Linked DNA regions of Homo sapiens: region 2 is linked to region 1. Evidence: chromatin loops called from intact Hi-C (ENCODE). Cell type or tissue: PC-3. All regions are shown on one strand. Links, peaks and the distances in the headings refer to the core of each region. The heading gives the core; the rest is flanking DNA. Region 1 overlaps CTNNA3 (catenin alpha 3). Region 2 overlaps CTNNA3 (catenin alpha 3).

Region 1 (8,344 bases), core at 116-8,115:
TTTTCTGAAAATATGAGACTTTATCTGGGTTTATCTGAGATACTCTAAACCCATTTTGGGGAGATACTAGAGTATATTCTTGAACAGACCTGACTTGCCTATTTCTGCTTTAAGGAAAACTATAATCCACCTAATTGGATTGTAACATGTCTGGTGTGAGGTACTTCTAGTTATTCATAAAGGGGAAAACTGTATAGGAAGAATGCATTCAGAAAGAGTAGAAATGAGATCCATAGAAAGAAGGAGGAGGAGGTCGGGTGTGGTGGCTCATGACTGTAATCCCAGCACTTTGGAAGGCCAAGGCGGGTGGATCACTAGGTCAAGAGATGGAGACCATCCTGGTCAACATGGTGAAATCCCGTCTCTGCCAAAAATACAAAAATTAGCTGGGCACAGTGGCGTGTGCCTGTGGTCCCAGCTACTTGGGAGGCTGAGGCAGGAGAATCACTTGAACCAGGGAATCAGAGGTTGCAGTGAGCTGAGATAGTGCCACTGCACTCCAGCCTGGTGACACAGTGAGATTCCATCTCAAAAAAAAAAAAAAAAAAAAAAAAAGGAAAGAAGGAGGAAGAGGAGGAAAAGCAGAAAGAGGGAAGAATGAATGTAAACTGCAGGTGGCAGGGCTTTAGTCTGCAAGAAACTGACTACTATGACAGAGCAAATGCACGCTCTCAGACCTATGAGCTTCTAAAATGATCCGAATCCATGCTGAAAAAGGAAACTTTGGATCACTTTTTAGGTTTTACAAATAATCTTCATGCACCAAGAACTGATATGATCAATTTGTTAAGGTTTGCTTGTCTATTTAGCTCTTCTTAGTATAGTTTTTATTCCTTTGAATTGGCCAAAAATACTGTTTCTTCAAATAATTAAGGACTCTATGTCTTTTGCACATGACATTCTAATTTGGATCAAAGAATTAAGTTTTGTTTTTGTTTTAGTGTTAGAAGCACCTTATAGATCATCAACTTCCATATTTTTAATGAAAAGGTTAACATTTTGTCAAGATCACTCAACTAGTTAATGAGAGCATTGGGGTTAGGACATTGGGGTTGTCCTGTCTTGTGATTCAGGACAACTCTATTTCCAGTGCTCCATATCACCTATTTCTAGACAGTATCTAATGATCACTGGCTTCTTAGAGGTTAGTAGAGAAAAGTTGTTTGCCTTGCATTTATATTTTAAATATTTGACTTTATTTCAGGATAATGTTATTATATAATTGGCTAATTTGCTTAGTTTAAAATCTCAAATACTGTTTTATAAGGATTATTGTCTAATCCATACCCCTAAAATAAAATGCTTACCAAATGGCATAGAGAAAAATAATCAGTGTAATTAAGCCTCTTTTGTGTATGAATAAATGAAACTCCTGAATCTGAGGTATAATCACTATATCTTTAGGAGTTCTAGGGTTTTTATGTTGAGGAATAAATTGTAATAAAATATTTCAGAAGTCAGCACCCAAAAATGATTGTTTAATGACCTTTGAAATATCTTACTTGATTTCAAGGTGCTAAATTGTTTTAACTACACTAACACAAAAGCTCTTTAAAAGCTAAGAGTCACAATTCAAGACCGTGGGTTCATTATTTTATATGGATTGGCACAAACTCAGTCACCTGTTCACAGCCAGCTCCACCCCCAGCGCTTCTCAGCTCTCATCCACCATGCTGTCATCACATTCTTAGTTTTCAGTCAAACAAGGTCTGGAGCTCTCTTTACACTGCATCATGTTAACATCTTATTTGTTAGCTTCAAGTGTAATGCCTGTTCAAGTTTGGCATATGCAGAAGTAACCACATAGGTTCTAAATATTTTAAAACTTGATGTAAAAAGTCCAGATTACCTCATATTTAGTTATTCTGTGATTGGCCAAGGTCAAACAGTAAACTTGGTAAAAATCACACCAAAGAACAAGCTTATCTGCTGGTATTAACTCTACCATTTAAAAATACATTGTCAAGGTGTGCAGAATATCTAAAGGACTAAAGTTTCTGCTCACCATCCCTTAAAAGCCAGGCCTGCTGACAAAGGATGTGCTCCATAAGTGTCTGCATTTATTAAATCATTTAATTAATTGTAGAATGGCTACTATATGTCCCATACATGGAGGATCTAATGGTATATAATGCAGACAGCCTTTTTTTTTTTTTTTTTTTTGAGACAGAGTCTCACTGTGTCGCCCAGGCTGGAGTGCAGTGGTGTGATCTCGGCTCACTGCAAGCTCCACCTCCTGGGTTTACACCATTCTCCTGCCTCAGCCTCCTGAGTAGCTGGGACTACAGGCGCACATCACCACACCTCGCTATTTTTTTTTTTTTTTTTGTATTTTTAGTAGAGATGGAGTTTCACTGTGTTAGCCAGGATGGTCTCGATCTCCTGACCTCGTGATCCGCCTGCCTTGGCCTCCCAAAGTGCTGGGATTACAGGCGTGAGCCACAGCGCCCGGCCCACAGACAGCCATTATTTTAAGTGCTGATAACATAGCTGGGAAGAAAAGACACACAATATTATCCATGATAAGGCATTAGATAATAAGTCATATTAATGGTATTTACAATTGAGATATCTGGTAGTCAGTTAACCTTCCACCAACTAACTATATGCCATCGGCATGTTCCTTAATTTTCTTGTTTGCCAAATGAAAAAGAAATGCAAACTAGAAGGTCTGTTAAGCTTTTCCATCTCTCTGGCTGTCTTCGGTCCAATCAGACGTAACAAAGTTGGTTTTGCCATTGGGAGCAAATGCTAACAAATAATACTAGATAATATTAGGAAAACAAATTTCAAGGTAAAAATTATTAGTGAAGACAAAGACAAATATTTTATGAAAGGTATAATAGAAAACAAAAGATTATGGACTTTGAATCCATTTAGACCTAGTTTAGACCTAGGTACAAATTCTAGCTCTACTATCTTCTAACAGTGTGATGTCAAAAAGCTGATTCACCATTCTTAACATTCTATAAAATTTGGCAAATAATATCTAACTGAGATAAAGCCTGTAACATAGTCTGGCATGCAAAAGCATTTACACAGGATAGCTATTAATATTACTACAAGTATTATTTGCATAGCATTTTTTTTCCTTTTCTAAGTCCTCACACATTAGCTATGTCATTTTATCTTCACAACTACTCTGTAAAGTGGTATTGTCCCCATTCTGCATTTGAGGAAATGGAATCACAAAGAGGTTCACTCACTACAATAGGTAACTATAAGTGGATACCTTCTATGTCTCTCTACACAAAAATTGTGGTAGAGAGAGAGAGAGATGAAGGTGAGAGTCCCTTGACTCCCCATAAGTATCAAATTTTGCACAACTATTTTTCTCCCAATAAGAGTCAATCCTAAAATGTCTGCACTCACAACTTTAAAAATATTCCTTTTCTATGTTGCCAAAAATGGATGCAGTGTGTGTGTGTGTGTGTGTGTGTGCGTGCACACACATGTGCACAAAGGAATGCAGTGTCATGGAACTGCGATTAGTAATTAGTAGGGATTATTCATGGCATACTTTATAGATTTTTAGTCAGTAATGTCAAGATGTTTTCCAAGAGAAAAAAAAAAGTCTTTTCATCAATATAATGGAGATTAAAAGCATAACAGAAATAAAATGCTGGTGAAATGTATTTTATACAAAGGCATAATAGCCAAAGTCAAGTGACAGAGCCAGGAATAGAACCTAATTCAAATGTTTTGACTTTATTTCACTTAAATGTTGCTTACAAGCTTAGAAAGTATATATTGTCTCGGGCCTTAATGCTTTTTAATTTTTTACTGTGTGTTCATATCTTGGATAGAAAAGGCACTCAGTCTGTTAACAAGGTCAAAATAACTCCTTCCTACTCTTAGGAAAATAATAAATAAATTTGAAATTCTTCAAGACTAAATGGTTAATAGCAGCCACACTTGTGAGTAGGAAGTCTGCCTTTAAATAATGATCACAACCATGGAAATCTTGAGACCTGTCTAGCTCCGGTAAAACTGCCTGCAGGTCACACTCTCACTGCATCACTACAATCCTGTTTTAATGCAGCAGGTAGCTTTATAGCTGTGAATTTTCTGAACATAAATTGAATTATGGAAAACTGACCTATGCACGTCACTTAGCTACCTTCCAGTCATAACTCAGATCTAATCTTTCTTAGCTCCCCGCAGAAAATGTCTAAGACTGACCACAAATTCCAGAAATTACATGTGGGTTGGTCATGGGAATGTGGTTTTCATATACTGGGGGATTTAGAAAACAGGACTCCAAAAGCAGAGTCACCTGGGCCTGTGATGAATAACTACTCTGGTGTGGGCTGTTCTGCTCCAGTTCTTAGGAAGGAAGGTATCCTAGAAACAAGCAAAGAAATAGATAAATCCTGGGTGATCCCTATGCTTTTCCTCATTTATCTTCCTCTTGCTTTCTAAAAAAGGTTTATAACAATCATAAAAATAATACAATTACGTCCACAGTGAGGGGATTTTTTTCTCCACTGGCACCAACTCATAGGTCAAATGGGAGATTCATACTGACAAGAGTCCAGACTTCTCTACACAGCAGAATTGACAGTGACAGTCCATTTCTTAAAGAAAGCTGGTGTCTGTGCTTCCTGCTGTCAGTCCTTACCACAGAGCTCATCGACTCTGGCATCAAAGGTATCAGCACCATCTCATGCCAAACCTATACGAGGGAATCTAACTGCAAAGGGGCTTTGGAAATTGAAAAAGTTTGATTACAAAAAACGTTCGAATCTGGAGATTAATAACCTTCAAAGTTCTGAAAACAAAAATGTGAGATCCATTTGTGTGTCTCTGTGTTGAAAAAGCAATTCCGCAGACATTTTCACTGACTTCAAGGTTACCTTTTTTAAAAATTATACTACTGCTTTCATGTTTCTGTTCTGCTCCTTGCCAATGTAGTTAAAAATTGTTCCATTTTTGAAATCAGATAAATCTGCTAATTTGAGTGTGACTGTCCTCTTGTGGCTGCTTTCCTAGGTATATTTTATAGCTGACAGATGTACTGCAGCTCCTATATAATTAATATCCTGGAGTTTCTATGTTTAAACAAAAATGCTTAAATCATATTATTTAACTGTTGATCAGAGATAAATTAAAATTTTCATGAATAAAAGACATTTTTAAATGGGACATTGTCTCAGCATTTCTTTTATCCCACCAGATGTTCATTTTACCTGAGATTTGTTAAATGAATAAACCAATTAACAATTAATAAAATAATTAATTAATTCAGTTTATTTTTAGAGCAATTTTAGGTGCTCAAAAATTAAGCAGAAAGTACAGAGAGTTCCCATACACCCCTGTCCTCACACACAGACAATATACCCCTCTGTCTATATCCTGCACCACAGCGGTGCATTTGTTACAATCGATGAACACTGACACTTCATTATCACCCAAAGTCCATAGTTTACATAAAGATTTTCTCCTAGGTTGGGCACGGTGGCTCACACCTGTAATCCCAGCACTTTGGGAGGCCAAGGCGGGCGGATCACCTGAGATCAGGAGTTCAAGACTACCTGGCCAACATAGTGAAACCCCATCTCTTCCAAAAAAAAAAAAATACAAAATTAGCCAGCCATGTTGGCAGGTAGTCACCATGTAGTCCCAGCTGTCACCTGTAGTCCCAGCTACTTGGGAGGCTGAGACAGGAGAATCACTTGAACCCGGGAGGCAGAGGTTGCAGTGAGCCAAGATTGTGCCGCTGCACTCCAGCCTGGGCAACACAGGGAAACTCCAACTCAAAAAAAAAAAAAAAAAAAAAAAAAAGAAAAGGAAAGAAAGAAAGAAAGATATTCTCCTGGTGTTGTACATTGCATGCGGATTGACAATAATAACATGTATCCACCGTTGCAGTATCCTACAAAACAGTTTCACTGCCCTAAAAATCTTCTGTGCTCTACCTCCTCACCTCTCCCTCTTCACTATCCCCTGGCAACCACTAATCTTTTACTGTCCACATAGCTTTGTCTTTTCCAAATGTCATATTGTGGAATCAGATAGGATGTATCCTTTCAGATTGGCTTTTTTCACTTAGTAACTATGCATTTCAGTTTCTTCCATGTCTTTTCATGGCTTGGTAGCTCATTTTTTTGTGTTGAGTAATATTCCCATTGTCTGGATATACCCCGGTTTATTTATTCATTCACCTACTGAAGGACATCTTGATTGCTTTCATGTTTTGGCAATTATGAATAAAGCTTCTATGAACATCCATGTGGAGGTTCTAGTGTGGACATAAGTTTTCAAATCCCTTGGGTAAATATCAAGGAGTGTGATTGCTGGGTCTTATGGTAACAGTATGTTTAGTTTTGTAAGAAACTGCCAAACTGTCTTCCAAAGTGGCTGTACCACCAGCAATTGCATTCCCACCAGCAATGAATGACAATGCTTCTTGCTCGGCATCCTCACCAACACTTGGTATTGCCAGTATCTTGGATTTTGGCCATTTTATTAGATGTGTAATAGTATCTTGTTGTTTTAGTTGGCAATTCCCCAATGATATATGATGTTGAACATCTTTTCATATGCTTATTGGACATACGTATATCTTCTTTGGTTAGAGATTTGTTTAGGCCTTCAGTTCATTTTTCAGTTTGGTTGTTTTCTTATTGTTGAGTTTTAAGAGTACTTTGTACATTTTGGATGATAATAGTCTTTTATGGAATCTATGTATTTCAAATATATTATTCATGTGTGTGGCTTTGTTTTCTTATTCTCTTCATATTATCTTTTGCAGAACAGATTGTTTTTATTTTAATGAAATCCAGCATATCAATTGTTTCCTTCATTGATCATGACTTTGATGTTGTATCTAAAAAGTTGTTGCCATTCTCAAAATCATCTAGATTTTCTCCTATGTTATCTTCTAAAAGTGTTATGGTTTTGCAGTTTACATTTAAGTCTATGACCCATTTTGAGTTAATTTTTGAGCAGGGTGCTGGGGATGTGTAAAGATTCATTTTTCCACATTTGGATGTCCAGTTGTTTCAGCATCATTTCTGAAAAACTATCTTTTCTCCATTGTAATGCTTTTGCTCCTTTGTCAAATGTTGGTTGACTGTCTTTATGTGGGTCTATTTCTATGCTCTCTATTCTATACTATTTATCTATTTACCTTTTTTGTTCAAATACCATACTGGTTCAATCATTACAGCTTTACAATAAGGCCTGAAGGCAGGTAATGTCAGTCCTCCAATGTTGTACTTCTCTTTCAATATTGAGTTGGCTATTCTGTGTCTTTTACCTGTTTATATAAACTTTAGAAGTAATTTGTCAATGTCCACAAAATAACTTGCTAGGATTTGTATTGAGATTGCATTGAATCTATAAAGTTGTGAAGAAGTGACATGTTTGACAATACTGAGTTTTCCTGTCCACAAATATGGAGTATCTCCATTTATTTAGACTTTTAAAATATCTTTCATCAGAGGTTTGTAGTTTTCCTCAATTTAAATTTATACCTAAGTATTTCATTTTTGAGGGTGTTAAGGTGTAAATGATAATATGTTTTTAATTTAAAATTCCAGGCTGGGCGTGGTGGCTCATGTCTATAATCCCAGCACTTTGGGAGGCCAAGGCGGGCGGATCACAAGGTCAGGAGTTCAAGACCAGCCTGGCCAATATGGTGAAACCCCGTCTCTGCTAAAAATACAAAAATTAGCCAGGCATGGTGGTGCATGCCTGTAATCCCACCTACTCAGAAGGCTGAGGCAGAAGAATCGCTTGAACCCGGGAGGCAGAGGTTGCAGTGAGCCTAGATTGTGCCACTGCACTGCAACCTGGGTGACAGAGTGAGACTATCTTGAAAAAAAAAATTTCCACTTGTCCACTTGTTTGTTGCTAGTATATAGGAAAGCAATTGACTTTTGTATATTAATCATATATTCTGCAACCTTTCTACAATCATTTATTAGTTCCAGAAAGAGTTTTTTAGTCAATGCTTTGGATTTTTGACATAGACAATCATGTCATCTACAAACGAAGACAGTTTTATTTCTTTTTCCCAACCTAGGACTTTTTAGGTTTATATTTATTGTAATATTATTTGTACTACCTCATTGGATTGTCCCAATAAATGAATAGGTGTGCTGTCCATAGACATTGTCTTCATCTTCCTAATGAGAGAATGATGGGCTAAGTTGCTCAGATTCACATGGTATTGAAATCAGTATTTGTTTCACTCTATGCTCTTTCCTACTACATTAGACTATACTGCCTTCCAAGGTTCTAACAAGTTTTGATTTTAAAAGCAGCATCACATTTCTTACTTAAATTAGTTTATACATCAAATCAGTTAATTTAATGGGCAACTTTCCTAAAATTTCTT
Region 2 (8,344 bases), core at 169-8,168, 80 kb after region 1:
TTCTTAATTAGTTTATCATACTAAGTATTAAAAATAACAATAATAACAATAGTTAATGTTTATTGAGTGAGTTTTGTGCTAGACACTGCGCTGGACACTTTATATGCTTTATCCCAATTGATTCTCAAATTGAATTTAGGAAGTAGATATTATTACCTAAATTTATGGATCAAAATAGCAAGGCTTAGGACAGGCTAACTGACAGACTCAATGACACACTGCTAATAACCAGAGGGGCCAGAATCAAACCTAAGCATACACCATCCACGGGTAAAATATTGGAGAGTTACCATATTCCCTCCAAGGGTCTTAAAGCTCAGATTGAATTCAAATTTATGTAACAGATAGAAAGGGAAAAGAAAGGAAAAAATGTGAATGTTCTTTCATTTGTCTCAAAGAAAGAAGAACCCTATAAATATGCCATACTCTTTTTTTTTTTTCCTAGAGAGTGGGCCAGAGTCCATTTCTTAATGGTTAAGAAATGTCATGTTAAAGAAACTATGTATGGGGTTCTATTCAGCATGTCTTTGCTCAACTTTAGGTGTTTCAATTCATGAGAGGGTTTGAGAGTATATAAGAAAATGGCACAGTGGCCTGTGTCGGCTAAGACTGTACTTTGTCATTCCAGTGCACTAATCTGTGATATAGCAGCTAGAAACTTATAAAACATTCAAGCAAAGCCATGTGCTGATTCAAGTCACGGACTAGGATACAGCTAAGCATTTTAGCCTCTGTTATTGAAGCAATAAGTACACAGGTGACTGAATGATGGCTATCTCAGAAGGATTTCCTGGAATTGGTCATTCAAATCTCTACTCATTTAAAAGAAAGCACTTCTTTACAGGAAACCCTGGTAGGCTGAAATGGTTAAGTATGATACCCAAAATGAATAGGTAAGGAAATAGGTACCTTGAACATGATTTGAGGGGAATATGAGGCTTACTGTTCAGAAAAGATTAAAGATCTATATAATCCAAGCATAAAATTAATAAAATGACCTTTTCTTTTAAATTGTGGATGGAACTTCCATTTGTTTCTTCAAAAGCAGACAGTATGTGGGAAACATCAGACAAACCCAAATTGAAAGACGTTCTATAAAATACCTAACCAGTACTCTTCAAAACCATCAAGGTCATCAAAAACAAGGACAGCCTGAGAAGTCATCGCCGTCTAAAGAACCTAAGGAGACGTGGTGACTAAATCCCATAACGGGATCCTGGGACAGAAAAGGGGCATTAGGTAAAGACTAAGAAAATCCAAATGAAGTGTGGAGTTTGGTTAACATTAATGTGCTAATGCCAGTTTCTTAATTTTGACAAATTTACCATAGTTATATCAGATGTTAACAATAGGGGAAACTGGGTGAAATGTATACAAGAACTCTTTGTAAGATTCCTGCAACTTTTCTGTAAATCTAAATTTTCAAAAAAAAAAAATTATTTAGAAAAACAAATTACACACACACTCACACACAGGCCAGAGTGTGCCCTTACAAATGGCCACATATTAAAAGCACATTCATAAGCACTTAGAACAATGCTTGACATATAGTGTAAAATAGCATATATTTTTTAAAAATACATATATATTTTAAGATATATATATTTATATAAATGACAATATATATTATATAAATAAAAATGTATATATACATATATATATATATTTTTTTTTTGAGATGGAGTCGTGCTCTGTCGCCCAGGCTGGAGTGTGGTGGTGCAATCTCAGCTCACTGCAACCTCCTCCTTCCGGGTTCAAGCAATTCTCCTGCCTCAGCCTCCCAAGTAGCTGGGATTATAGCTGTGCGCCACCACACCCGGCTAATTTTGGTATTTTTAGTAGAGATGGAGTTTTGCTTTATGTTGGCCAGGCTGGTCTCGAACTCCTGACCTCAAGTGATCTACCCGCCTCAGCCTCCCAAAGTGCTGAGACTATAGGCATGAACCACCGCACCTAGCCTTTTGAATGAATGAATAAATGAATGAATTAAATCACTTTCCGTAGTTAAAAACAAAAGTCTTCAATTGTTCCTTTTTATCTTAAACCTACACTCAGCCTCATTTAAGATCTTCCACAAGCTAGCCAAACTTTTTTTTCTACAGGTCATCAGAACACTGCCTCTGTTCGGGTCAAAGAAGTCATCTCACTGTCCCAGGATTGTGGAGCCCTCATTTCTGGCTTCGCTTTGTCATCCCTTACCCCAAAGCCAAAATGCTCTCCCAAATCATTCTGCCTGTTCCAGATTGAATTCAAGCTCCCCAGGCCCTAAGAATTGTTTCAAAACACTCCTGTATTCTCCTGAAATCTTCCTTCTCTGAATTCCTACTGTCTACTTTTTTAGTTCAACATGTATATATAAAATTGCTTATAGTGGTCAACCTAATTCCTTCTTATCCAAGTGTCATTTAGAATGGATTTTTAGGGGAGGAGTGAAAGGAACTTTCATTTGCTCCTTCAAAAGGAAGGGGTTACAAAAGGGCACTAGGAAAATTTAGGGGTGTTCAGTATGTTTCTTGATGGTGTTGTCAGTTCTTTTTGATAGACATATGTCAATCTTACGAAAATTGTACCCATTTAGTATGTGCAATTTACCCTGTGTCAATGGTAGAGCAATAAACCTGCTAAACATGTCTATGTAATTGAATGTTTGGTTTGTTTGTGTTTTTTTATTTGTTTACGACATGGTCTTGCCCTGTCGCCCAGGCTAGAGTGCAGTGGTAGGATCACAGTTCACTGCAGCCTCAACCTCCCAAGCTCAAGTGATCCTTTCACTTCAGCCTCCTGAGTAGCTGGGACTACAGGCTCACACCATCACGTCTGGCTAATTTGTGTATTTTAATAGGGATGGGGGTTTGCCATGTTGCCCAGCCTAGAATGTTTGTTTTCTAATTTATTATTTATTTACACATTTATTTATTATAATTACTGTAAGATAATAGAGATTTGTGTTATTTTCTGAGGTTTAAGCCAAAAGTAAGCTCCAAACAAATTTAATGTTTGAACTATTACATGAGTACTTGAGAAATAGTATGAGTATTCTCTGATTTTAAGTAGTTTGAGATATATATTTTAGCTCATTAATCTACTAAAAACTGAAAAACTGTCTCTCACTGTGATTGTATCCTGGTAACTTCAAAGTGATTGCAGTTTTAGAAAATGAACACATTAGATCACTGCTTACGGTATAATGCCAATTATATGTCATGGAGTAGTCATTTTATCTGGCTTTTCACAGAAACCTAAATAAACTTAACCTAAACCCTTCAACCACTTTCCAATTACTGTCCCACTCCCAGCCTCCAGCCTGGCTCTTTCATCTGGAGACAGTGACATGACTTGTGTGGCTGTACTGTACCAAGTTACTTATGATTTTCCAAAAATTGACTATATCTTTACTGAACATTTCTCCTTGACCAGCACCTGCAGCATCAACCTTGGCTATGGAGAACTGGTGCATAAGAGACCACAACCTCAGAATGAAGGTGGCACAGGCTCCAGCTGCAGGCTATCTACTAGTCTCAGTCTCCTTGGCCAGCTTTCTATCCACGTCCATCCCGCATTCAGAAGCCCCCTTTCTTTTCCTCCACTGCTGACTTGTGTTCTTTTGCAATTTTTACTCCTTTTGTTTTAACTTGTCCTGCTGGCTATGATGCTGCTTCATCAAACACCAAATCAGCTCCACCTTCTTGCCCTCCTTTACCATACTTACCTCCCATATTAGACATGTTTATTAATTTGCTTGCTTTCTCTCATGCCCTGCACAATCTCTTCCACTCAAATCATTAACAATGATACTTTCAATTTCTGATTTTGCCTTACCAAACACTCTACTTCTTCATATTCAGCTTCCCTTTATACCCAGCACATAGTAATATTGTCCTGCTATGCAATATAGTGGAAAAAGTCTCGTAATTGGAAACCAGAGTCTGTTTGAGTCATGGTTCTGTCACTGACTCAACCATGACTAGTTATATTATCTGGAATAACTCACTAAACCTCACTAAGATCCAGTTTCCTCATATTTCAAATGGCATTGTGAGAGTTACATAAAAATGATGCAGGTAAAATACAAACTACAAAATGCTACATGGATGCAAGATATTGCAAACAGGCAATGTGTATTTATTCCCAATACAGGTGTATGTCTTTGAGCTCTTTGAAAAATTAAGTAAAGTATTCCATTTCTGAAAGTAAAAGCTATAAAACCTTTCTAAAAGTCTCACAGTAACTTGGTAGACATAAAAGTGGAGAAAGAAATTGCCTTTCTGAATACTAGAGCTTTGTAAGAGATGAAACCGAGATGATATAAAACACAGGCTGACTTCAAAATGGAGAAGTGGGTAAAATTGAGGTACTAATCAAAATGTTTGAAGCCTGTCATCCTTATAAGAATAATGCCATGCTTAAGAGCCATGTGTTCAACATCTGCAAAGCAAAAGCAAATGAAAAATTCTATTAGCTTGTACCAGAAATGTGAACACTCAGCTGAAACTAACACTATTGTGAGGGGTATAATTCAAAGGAATATCAAGATGGAAATGATGAGTGAGGAGAAAAGGTAAAAATTATTACATAAACACAATTTATTTTGGAAAAGCACGTGAGCATATGCAAGGCAGCAAAATCTAGACTATCTCCTGGTAACTGAATAGCAGACTCAGCATAGGGTTTCAGAAGAAAAATCAGAAGCCAGACTAAACCAAACTAGTTTTTTCTGTGAAATCTTTCCTAATTCCCCTAGGCCAACTTAAGTACTTTATTCTTTATGCTCCAATTGCCCCTTGCACTTACCTCCATGGTAACTATTACCACAATGTATTATAACCATCTGTGTACGTGGCAATTTCCCTTAAACTGTTCTACTTGAAAAGCAGAAACCATTCTTTTTTCCTTTGCTTCCCCAGTGCCCAGTATGTTGCTTGCCACGTGGTTATTAAGAAATTGTTGGTAAATGATGAAGGAACCACATTTTGGCCAATGGTATATCTAATGATGAATATCAGCTTCTTCTGAGGACAGCAAATAAAGATACACTTATTTTAAAACGCTTAAGTGTTAGTGTATTGCTTATGGAAACAGCTTCATCATTTTATTAAAACCCAACTATTTTTTACTGCACTATTCCAGACAAATTATTAGGGACCTACCACTTGGAGAGTCATAGTCTGCCCAAGATAATTCACAAGATTGATTTCTGATTCTAGTGAAACCAGAGTTACAGGGTCAGCCCCCATACAGGTCAGACAGAGCAGCCACAGAGGGCTTGCCAGATTGCATACTATGACTGCACAGCTGTATGGAGGTGCCATTCACGTAGAGTAAATGTGAAGAGGCATGTAATGCAATACACACAACCCACATGACAGCCAGGTAGCTTGTTGACAAAATAAACCTGCCTATTTTGCATCCAAAGTATTTATCTGTGTTCCCTCAGTAATTCCACAAAGGTGTGTCTTTGCTTAAACAATAAAGGAAGGATATCCTTGGGCCACTCCATGTCAATAGCTAGAAAAAATGTCTCTGGTACAACACCTTGTAAACTCCCTTTATGGAAAGCAAGTTCTAAGGGCTGTTAATAGATACTCCAGTAAAAGTGGTTCAGGGCCAAATGAGTCAGAGGAACACAGGAATAAAGTTTAACTCTTTCTTTCATGTAGGATATCTTAGAATTTGTAATATGCGAATACATTAATCTATAAAAGACATTATAGGCTGGGTGCGGTGGCTCATACCTGTAATGCCAGCACTTTGGGAGGCTGAGGTGGGCAGATCACTTTAGGTCAGGAGTGAGACCAGCCTGACCAACATGGCAAAACCCCATCTCTCTTTACTAAAAGTACAAAAATTAGCCGGCCATGGTGGCACACACCTGTAATCCCAGCTACTGTGGAGGCTGAGGCACAAGAATTGCTTAAACCCGGGAGGCAGAGGTTGCAGGGAGCCAAGGTCACACCACTGCACTTCAGCCTGGGTGATGGAGTGAGACTCTGTCTCAAAAAAAAAAAAGACATTATATTATACAGTGTTTCTCAAATATATTTTACCTCTAAACACTTTTTCAATTAACATTTTGGAAAAAAAAAAAAAAGGACTAGTGCAATTTCATGAACCACACTTTGGGAAACACTGCCTTAGACTACAGCACCCATTCCTATTAGCCTTACACCACCACCTACTGATCAGAAACTATGAGGATAGGCCAGGGAGGTGTATTTTTAACAAGCTCCCCAGGGGATTTGTTGTTGTTGTTGTTGTTGTTGTTGTTGAGACGGAGTCTAGCTCTGTCCCCCAGGCTGGAGTGCAGTGGTGCGATCTCGGCTCCCTGCAAGCTCCGCCTCCCGGGTTCACGCCATTCTCCTGCCTCAGCCTCCAGAGTAGCTGGGACCACAGGCGCCCTCCCACAGGGGATTTTTATGTGACCAAATGGGCACTACTAGTGGACCCAAGTTTGGAAACCACTCTATGTGTTAACCTCATGTCTCACCACTAAAGATTTCCATTCTCAAAGGTTAAGTTTCTCTGGCTTATATTTCACAGACCTCAAAATCTCTCATGTCTATAAGCAGGTATGCAAGATAGAAAAACAGCCTGATTTCTAATACCAGATTAATACTTTTGTAGTTTCTGATTTACGATACTGTTAGCAAAGCTTCTCACTTGTTGAATCTAGAATTTAAATATGTGTACCAATAAGGATTAAAACAGTATTAAGATATTTAAAATGCAAACAAATACCTGAAGGTTTTTCTTTCCTAGAGTTTTCTTACAGGAGCACTCATAGAATCTTAGAAGATTAGAATTGAAAGAAGTACCGACAGAGGTTAAGTTATTTACCTGTAGTCCCAGAGCTCATTACTAGCAAAACTGGGGTTTAAATTCAGAGCTCCCACTCTGCTTCTACTCGTGCTCCTTCTTCAGCATAAACCAATGCAGCATGGAGAATTCTATTCTAAACACCTCAACCCCTCACAACTACTAATTTCTCTTTTTTTTTTTGTTTTTCCTTTTTGAGACGGAGTCTAGCTCTGTTGCCCAGGCTGGAGTGCAGTGGTGCGATCTCGGCTCACCGCAAGCTCCGCCTCCTGGGTTCCCGCCATTCTCCTGCCTCAGCCTCCCGAGTAGCTGGGACTACAGGCGCCCGCCATCACGCCCGGCTAATTTTTTGTATTTTTAGTAGAGACAGGGTTTCACCGTGTTAGCCAGGATGGTCTCTATCTCCTGACCTCGTGATCCGCCTGCCTCGGCCTCCCAAAGTGCTGGGATTACAGGCGTGAGCCACCGCGCCTGGCCTACTAATTTCTTCTTTAAGCAACCTTTATGTCCTCAAAAAGTCATAAAAAAGGGAAAAAAAAGAATTTTTGTTTTATATGTTTTTAAATGACAGCTTTAAAGACAGTTACCTGAAAATGAAACAAAGAATGATTCCAAAGCTTTACTCCCATGAAATAGCCTCTTCAATACTCCCCTGATCCAATGCATCACCATCATCCTCTTTCACCTGGACTACTACAATAATCAATCTTATGTCCTTCCAAATAAGTCTCTAATCTGCAGGAAAAACAATGGTCTTTTTAAAATGAAAACCTGATCATGTTATTTTATTTCTTTAAACTCCCCAGTGATTCTCTGATGCTCTTTGGATCCATAAGCAGTAAGGCCTTTGTAAGCTTGTGATCCTTCAATCCCATTTCTGGCCCATCTTCCCTTGTGTGCCAGGCTTCACTCGTTCTGACTTTTCAAATTTCTTAATTGTGCTATGCTTTTTCCCATCTCAAGACTTTACCATACGCTTGCTCTCTGTCTAGAACATTTCCTATGCCCAATCCAAGCTTTCACTCCACTAACTTTTAATCCACCCTTACCTCTCAGGTTTGAAATCTTTTCTGGGATGCTTTCTCTGGCTTTCATTACTGAGCTGTCTCTCTACCAGTTGGCACTTCAATTGTTTACTGGTTTGATTCCTCTCCTAGACTATAAGCACCATGAAAGCAGCGGATATTTTACTAGACAGTAAATCCTCAGCCTACCTAGCACACAGTAGCAATTCAATAAAGAGTTGTGCAGAGAAGAAACAAAAAAAAGGGGAAGGAGCATGAGATGCAGGAAAGCAGAGGAGAGAGGAAAGGGAAAGAGGGAAGAAGGGAGAGAAGCATGAAAACAATCCACTATTTTTCCAGCACAATGTCTTTAATATGATGAATTCTCTTTTATCTGATATCTTCAGGGATGAGATATTCTGATTAATTCATTCAATTTAAGACATAGTTCAAGCTTTCAAAAACTAATGAGGATAAGGCAAGCAGATTAAAGAAGACAAGGAATTCAATTGTATGGAATATAGAGC

Evidence for each region. Peaks named below come from ENCODE experiments on the same cell type or tissue, not always from the same donor. Only the 100,000 strongest peaks of a DNase experiment are listed, where the experiment ranks them.
Region 2: it touches region 1 in a loop (2.8-fold over the local background); 3 of 110 quality-filtered maps call a loop at or near these places.

Annotation. Positions count from the first base shown.
Region 1 is chr10:66,743,445-66,751,788 of GRCh38, forward strand. All of the region lies in intron 9 of CTNNA3 (catenin alpha 3), which reads right to left. Among named protein-coding and RNA genes, the nearest start is that of LRRTM3, 180 kb to the right of the region's middle. In PC-3, for the core only: a CTCF peak has its summit at 4,966 (motif pointing left); DNase peaks (open chromatin) are centred at 3,037 and 4,217; H3K27ac peaks cover 2,562 bases.
Region 2 is chr10:66,823,619-66,831,962 of GRCh38, forward strand. All of the region lies in intron 7 of CTNNA3 (catenin alpha 3), which reads right to left. Among named protein-coding and RNA genes, the nearest start is that of LRRTM3, 98 kb to the right of the region's middle. In PC-3, for the core only: a CTCF peak has its summit at 6,168 (motif pointing left); DNase peaks (open chromatin) are centred at 3,943 and 5,533; H3K4me3 peaks cover 1,727 bases; H3K27ac peaks cover 3,125 bases.